Regions from separate parts of the Mus musculus genome. Here region 1 is linked to region 2. Evidence: chromatin loops called from intact Hi-C (ENCODE). Cell type or tissue: gastrocnemius. All regions are shown on one strand.

Evidence for each region. A loop is a pair of places that touch in the nucleus more often than their neighbours do. Peaks named below come from ENCODE experiments on the same cell type or tissue, not always from the same donor. Only the 100,000 strongest peaks of a DNase experiment are listed, where the experiment ranks them.
Region 1: a loop joins it to region 2, with 2.8 times the contacts of the local background. A loop is called at or near these places in 1 of 42 quality-filtered maps.

Annotation. Positions count from the first base shown.
Region 1 is chr2:11,462,795-11,466,794 of GRCm38, reverse strand. No RefSeq gene overlaps it. Among named protein-coding and RNA genes, the nearest start is that of Gm31990, 17 kb to the right of the region's middle. In gastrocnemius, no CTCF peak of the experiment used is centred here; a DNase peak (open chromatin) is centred at 1,952.
Region 2 is chr2:11,330,149-11,334,148 of GRCm38, reverse strand. No RefSeq gene overlaps it. Among named protein-coding and RNA genes, the nearest start is that of Gm13293, 7.3 kb to the left of the region's middle. In gastrocnemius, a CTCF peak has its summit at 2,479 (motif pointing left); DNase peaks (open chromatin) are centred at 648 and 2,455.

The sequences.
Region 1 (4,000 bases), 130 kb before region 2:
CTTCTGTAAGGCAAAAGACACTGTCAATGAGACAAAAAGGCCACCAACAGATTGGGAAAGGATCTTTACCTATCCTAAATCGGATAGGGGACTAATATCCAATATATATAAAGAACTCAGGAAGGTGGACTCCAGAAAATCAAATAACCCCATTAAAAAATGGGGCTCAGAGCCAAACAAAGAATTCTCACCTGAGGAATACTGAATGGCTGAGAAGCACCTGAAAAAATGTTCAGCATCCTTAATCATCAGGGAAATGCAAGTCAAAACAACCCTGACATTCCACCTCACACCAGTCAGAACGGCTAAGATCAAAATTTCAGGTGACAGCAGATGCTGGCGAGGATGTGGAGAAAGAGGAACACTCCTCCATTGTTGGTGGGATTGCAAGCTTGTACAACCACTCTGGAAATCAGTCTGGCGGTTCCTCAGAAAATTGGACATAGTACTACCGGAGGATCCCGCAATACCTCTCCTGGGCATATATCCAGAAGATGTTCTAACTGGTAAGAAGTACACGTGCTCCACTATGTTCATAGCAGCCTTATTTATAATAGCCAGAAGCTGGAAAGAACCCAGTTGTCCCTCAACAGAGGAATGGATACAGAAAATGTGGTACATTTACACAATGTACCACATTACTCAGCTATTAAAAAGAATGAATTTATGAAATCCCTAGGCAAATGGATGGACATAGAGGGTATCATCCTGAGTGAGGTAATCCAATCACAAAAGAACTCACATGATATGTAGTCACTGAGAAGTGGATTTGCCCAGAAACTTTGAATAACCAAGATACAAGATACAATTTGCAAAACACATGAAACTGAAGAAGAACGAAGACTAAAGTGTGGACACTTTGCCCCTTCTTAGAATTGGGAACAAAACACTCATGGAAGGAGTTACAGAGACAAAGTTTGGAGCTGAGATGAAAGGATGGACCGTCTATAGACTGCCACACCCGGGGATCCATCCCATAATCAGCCTCCAAAAGCTGACACTATTGCATATGCCAGCAAGATTTTTCTGAAATGACCCTGATATAGCTGTCTCTTGTGAGACTATGCCAGGGCCTAGCAAACACAGAAATGGATGATCACAGTCAGCTATTGGATGGCACACAGGGCCCCCAATGGAGGAGCTAGAGAAAGTACCCAAGGAGCTGAAGGGGTCTGCAACCCTATAGGTGGAACAGCAATACGAACTAACCAGTACCCCTGAGCTTGTGTCTCTAGCTGCATATGTAGCAGAAGATGGCCTAGTTGGCCCCTTGGTCTTGCAAACTTTATATGCCCCGGTACAGGGGAATGCCAGGGCCAAGAAGTAGGAGTGGGTGGGTGGGGGTGGGGGGGTATGGAGGACATTTGGGATAGCATTTGAAATGTGAATGAAGAAAATACCTAGTTAAAAAAACAAAACAAAACAAAACAACCCACCAACATAAGTGTTACTTGATACAATCTATCAATGCTCCCACTACTCTAAATAGTTGACCAAGTTTTCCAGTATGACTAGTTAAATAATTTCAAGGAAAAATACTCTCGGTTGTGCTTGGTGAAGAGGCAGAAGAGGCTGAGAGTCAAATGAAGTTTCACTCTTGCCCAAGGTTTCTCCTGAGCATGGGGCAGGAAGTGTTGGTCCAAGCCATCTAGACTCAGGTCCCAGTAAGACAGATTCTTGCAATCTCATTTTTCTTTAGGCTGTTTCCCTCCATTGACTGTCTCTGGGCAGCCACATGCTTACCCCACACTCTTACTCCATCTGACTCACTGAAGCCTGTACATCTTATTCTGTCTGCCAAAGCTCCTGGCGATGGACACCAGCCTCTGCCTTTGGGAATGAGTGTTCATTGTTCATTTGCCCCTGGTGATGTATGCCTTGTCGGTTTGAACAATGTGCTTTACCCCATAGCTAATGGGGCCTTGCTTGGGGCCAGTCCTGACTATGCCAATATGCACTGATCAGCCTTTTTGACCTCTCTGCTGGGATCCCAGCCAAACTGGATTATGTCTGAGTGGTGCTCTCTGCCACAGCTCATCGGTTTGAATTCAGTCATTTTTAATCAGAGTTGCACAACACAGTTGGCTTAGCAAGATCTCAGCCTGGGAGGTTGTGATTTATGATGCATTTATTTAAGTGCGTTTATGTGTGTGGTATTATACACGTGTGTGCAGAGGTCAGAGAGTCACACTGGGTGTCCTGCTGTGTCATTCTACTTTATTTCCCTGAGCCAGAGTTTCTCGGCAAACCTGGAGGTAGGGTAGCAGCCACCATGCTTCGGCGAGCCTCCTGTCCTTTCCCTACACGATTTTGTGATTACAGGATGCATGTGGCCATGTTCTGCATTTTCATGTGTGGCCTCAGCATTTGAATTCAGGTCCTCAGGCTTGAGTAGCAAGCACCTTTATCGATTGAGACACCTCCTCAATCTCTTGAGATTTATAATGTGACTATCCAAAGTGTTCTGTGTTGGAGGAGGGGTTTGCAACATCCTGTGTGATTCTGAGAGAGATTGCTTCAGAATCACACTGGTCCATAATGAGCATTATAGATATGGGGGAGTATATCCACCTACATGAGGCATCTAGAGTGTTTAGGTTCATAGAAAAGAATGGAGGGGGCCAGGAACTTTAGTTTATGTGTGTGTATATGCCTGGGTGTATCTCTCTCTCTCTCTCTCTCTCTCTCTCTCTCTCTCTCTCTCTCTGTGTGTGTGTGTGTGTGTGTGTGTGTGTGTGTGTGTATACAAGAGCCTGAGAAGGTCAAAGAGGGTTTGGGTCCCAAGGAACTGGAGTTAGAGATGGTTGCTAGCCACCATGCAGATGTTGGGAATCAAACCTGGGTTCTCTGGAAGAGCAGCTATGCTTTTAAACCACTGTGGCCATCAATCCAGCCCCATAGTGTGTCCTTCAGAATATGTTACGAAGATAGATTTCAAGTGAACATCTTAACAGACATACAAAAATCCAAACAAACAGGGCATGCTATAAAACTACCCCCCCCTCACACACACAAAAACTCAAGGAAGTTCGTGGAGGAGATGTGGACATTTAGCATCTTAGGGTGATGACCCATGGATGTGAGCCTACCTTTTTTAGCAGATGGATAGAGTTTCCTTATACAACCCAGGCTGGCCTCAAACTTGTGATCCTCCTGCCTTAGCCTAAGTATTGGGGTTGTTGGCATACACAACTACACCCAAATAATTTTTTTTTGGTATACATAAATATCCAATAAAACTTTCTTTTTTTTCCATTTTTTATTAGGTATTTAGCTCATTTACATTTTCAATGTTATACCAAAACTCCCCCATACCCACCCACCCCCACTCCCCTACCCACCCACTCCCCCTTTTTGGCCCTGGCGTTCCCCTGTTCTGGGGCATATAAAGTTTTCAAGTCCAATGGGCCTCTCTTTGCAGTGATGGCCGACTAGGCCATCTTTTGATACATATGCAGCTAGAGTCAAGAGCTCCGGGGTACTGGTTAGTTCATAATGTTGTTCCACCTATAGGGTTGCAGATCCCTTTAGCTCCTTGGGTTCTTTCTCTAGCTCCTCCATTGGGAGCCCTGTGATCCATCCATTAGCTGACTGTGAGCATCCACTTCTGTGTTTGCTAGGCCCCGGCATAGTCTCACAAGAGACAGCTACATCTGGGTCCTTTCGATAAAATCTTGCTAGTGTATGCAATGGCGTCAGCGTTTGGATGCTGATTATGGGGTGGATCCCTGGATATGGCAGTCTCTACATGGTCCATCCTTTCATCTCAGCTCCAAACTTTGTCTCTGTAACTCCTTCCATGGGTGTTTTGTTCCCAATTCTAAGGAGGGGCATAGTGTCCACACTTCAGTCTTCATTCTTCTTGAGTTTCATGTGTTTAGCAAATTGTATCTTATATCTTGGGAATCCTAGGTTTGGGGCTAATATCCACTTATCAGTGAGTACATATTGTGTGAGTTCCTTTGTGAATGTGTTACCTCACTCAGGATGATGCCCTCCA
Region 2 (4,000 bases):
TCGTGATCTGAAGGCAGCAGGAAGAGGGTGAGTGTACAGTTTTTTTTTAAAAAAATCTTTAATTGCCAGACTATTTTTTAAAAGACACATTGCACAATTTTTACAATAGTATTATTCACAGTGTAGCAGCTAATGATATTGAACATCTTTTCGTATTGTTACTAGCTATTTGTCCAGATTTTAGAGAAAAAAAAATCTATTCAATTCCTCCATTTTTAGCTCGGGCTTTTGTTATTTTCTTGCTGAGTCATAAGAGTCATTATGTATTCTACATGGTCCATACAAGTAAAGGATTGTTTGCGTAGTGTCTTACACATAGTAGGCCCTCAACAAATATCTGTTTGAGTAATCGTATGAACGTGAGTGGCTATGGGCTTCGGCTATGGATGCACAGGATCATGACATTAAGAATTAGCTCCTTCTTTTTTTTTTTTTCCTTAGGTGCAGACTTTGAATCAGAAGGCTCGTTTGTGTTGCTTGCCTCCAGCTATTGATGGGGCCTTGGGCTGCATCATCCTGGGCTAGCCTGGCAGCCAGTGCCCTGGAGCCAGCACAGGGCCCCTTCATTCTCTTTCTTTTTCTTTGGCACAGAGAGTGTCTTGCGACAGGTTGAATAAGCAGCCTGAAGGTTTGCCAGCGTCATGAGATGAGGAAGCACAGCAAGAGAAAAAGCGGGAGGCTGGGCTGTAGGGGAGGGGCAGCGGAAGCTTGCCATCATGTGGTTTAAATGGCTCAAACGCGATTAAAGGCGGGCATCAGTGCAAGCCCTTTAGCCTTCCAGGAAGCCTGGCCCTTCCCTTGGGTTGTTTGTTTAGCATGGTCTGGTGGGCTGGTTTGGTTACTTCCCCAAACTCATGAGCAAAGAGTGTTCTAGGTAGAGCGGGGATGTGGTCATTCCAGCCACGGAGGCAACTGAATTTAGGGTACCTGCATCTGAACTTAAAAACTCTAGGTCCAATCAAATTGTCACTGTGAAAAATGTCTGACACAGAGGGGACCATACCGAGTAGAGATGGAGGGAGAAGTAAGTGCTAGAGTTTTGTGTTCTTTTTTCTGCCGCTAGTATGTGGAAACAAATTTGAGCGCACATCTCGTGAGGTGCACATGAGACTGGAGAGAAAAAGCAGCGTTGAAGTTATTAGGCCAGCAGAAGGAACCGGGGTTGGATCGCTGCATTAGATCTGAGCTGAGTTAGTGACCACATGGAGATGTCCCTCATAACTCTCTTCCTAAATTTTCTCACCAAAACACCCAAATCCTTCTGCCCTGGCTTTCCTTAATTTACAACATGACCCCCTTTTAGTGCCCTACGCAGTTAGCTACAGTCTACTCTCTGTCTTCTTCACTCCCTGATCTTAGGGGGAAGACGTCATGGTGTGTTGGTTGATTCTAGAAACCTTGCGACACAGCAGGTGGCTGCAGAGGAATTACTGGTAGTGAAAAATAACAGCCAGCCCCCACCCCTTCTCTTGCAAGTGTCAGGAAGAGGAAGTGACATAGGAGAGTAGACAGCTTGCATTACAACATGGGAGGGTGAGTACCATATCAGGAGACTGACCATGTCTCAGATACCCATGGACAATGCCACTCCTCACTTGGTAAATGACAAGAGTGAAGCTCACTTCAGTTGGTAAGTTTATGGGTCTTCTGCACGGGAGCATTTAAGAAACTCAGCAACAACTATCTCCTGGTTGGCGAACATCTTCTTAGGTGCTGAAAGCATTGCTCATCAGCTCTCTCCTTTCTAGAACCTACTATCTGTGGCTCTTCCTGGGGAATTGTAAGAGAACTGAGCAGACCATGACCCCAAACTCTCTGTCAGCAACAGTATTTGCACTGTCATCTGTAGTGTTCTTTGCTGGTTTCAGGGAGGTTTGCACTGGTCTGTTTGTGTGACCTGAGTGTTTACCCAGTGAATACAATCAATACGATCCTTTCATTGATGAAGAGACTGAGCTCAGGAGGGCAAAGAGCTCCACAAAGACCTGTCTACTGAGAGTCCTTGATCACATGACCTGAGAGGCTCGCTGTCAGGGCTCTGAATCACTTTATGACAAGCAGGTTTTCCCCTTTATTTCCTACAATACACCCCATTCACTAGTATTTATTAATTGTACACAGTAATAATGGGCTCTATTGTGACATTTTGTCCTTGCATCGTACCATCCTTTGGCTAGACATCTTTCTATTACTCTCTCTCTCTTTTTTTTTTTTGAGACAGGGTTTCTCTGTATAGTCCTGGCTGTCCTGGAACTCACTTTGTAAACCAGGCTGGCCTCGAACTCAGAAATCCGCCTGCCTCTGCCTCCTGAGTGCTGGGATTACTCTTGTAGATTGCCCTCAAGCTTCCCTTGAAGGATGCTCACGGTGAAGGAAGGAAGGAAGCAGGAGAATCCAGTTCATTTTGGTTCACAAAACGTTTTCGACGGCAGTAGCATCTTCTGTCACGTTCCTCTGCTGCCCTCTAGTGGTGATCTAGCCTCAAGTTATGTGCGTGAGTGTGTGTGATGTGTATGGTGTGTGTGCATGTATGTGTATATGTGTGGTATGTGTGATGTATATGGTATGTGTGTGGTGTATATGGTGTAATGTGTATGGTGTGTGTGCATGTGTGTGATATGTATGGTGTGGTGTGTGTGATGTGTATGGTATATGTGTGTATGTGTGAGATGTGTATGGTGGGTAGTGTGATGTGTATCGTGTGTGTGTGTGTGTGTGTGTGTGTGTGTGTGTGTGTGAAGGCTAATCTTTATTTTCAACCTGATGGGATTTAGGATCATTCTGGAAACAGATACCTGGGTTTGTCTGTAAAGTACTATCTAGATTATATTAATTGAAGTAGAACCCACCCTGAATGGTCTGGGTTGGAGTCTCTGACTGAACAGAGGAGAAATAGAGCTGAGCAGCCTCAGGCACCACTCTGCTTCCTGAATGCAGAATGTGTGACCCGCTGCCCCACACAGCTGCTGTCCTTTCCCACTGTGGACTGCATCCTTGGAACTGTGAGCCACAACAACCCTTCCTTCCTTGGGATGCTCTTCTCAGGTCTATCTTAGCATTGACTCAAGTGATGAACCCAGTCAGTGTATATATACAGAAGAGAAATATATATATATTTCCCTCCCTCCCTCCCTCCCTCCCTCCCTCCCTCCCTCCCTCCCTCCCTCCCTCTTCCCCTCTTCTGCTTCTCTTCCTTCCTTCTTGTAGCAGTTCGTATTAAAACCGCTCCATGCTCCCAGGTGGGTACTCGAGGCTCCCCTGGACCAGCCAGAGTGCTCTGTATTCACGAATGAAAGACAACAAACACGCTGCGATATTTTAAATATGCCTTAAGTAGCCCAATGGCTGGGCCACTCCTGAACCTCCCTGTGGCTAACACACTCACTTCAGATATTCTTGAGTTATTACTTTCTAAAATCTATCCTGCATCTCTGCTACCCCAGATCCAAATGGGGAGTGGCCCGGGACTGCTTTCCCGTGGTTCTTACATGGCTGCTTCTCTGTCTTCCGTGGCTCTCAAGGCTCTCATGTTTGTACCCTCTTCCTTCCTTCTGCCCTGGGGATTCTCCTTCTCTCTGTCCTGTGTTCCTCTCTGGGAATCCTCAGAGTCCCGCCTCTATCCCCCTGCCTAGCCATTGTCTGCTGGCTCTTTATTGACCAGTCAACAAACCAACCTTGGCAGGGACCAGCAGTGGACGTGCAAATTCCTATGTAAGCAGAAATCAAATCCCCAACACTTCCCTTGCACCTAATGTGTGTGAAACCCTGACTGCAGGACTGAGAATGTGGAGATAAAAGTTTGCGACAATATTCCCTCAGCTAGGATGTTCTGACTTCTCTTCTGCATCGAAAGAAGCAAAGAAGACTTAAAATTCTGCAGAAGAGTAGCGGGAGATGCTCTTGCTCTTGCTGGCTCTTTGGTACAAGGCAAAACTGTGATCCCGAGATGTCAAACCAGGAAATCAGTGGCTTTTAATGCAGTGTCTCCGTACTGAGTTCT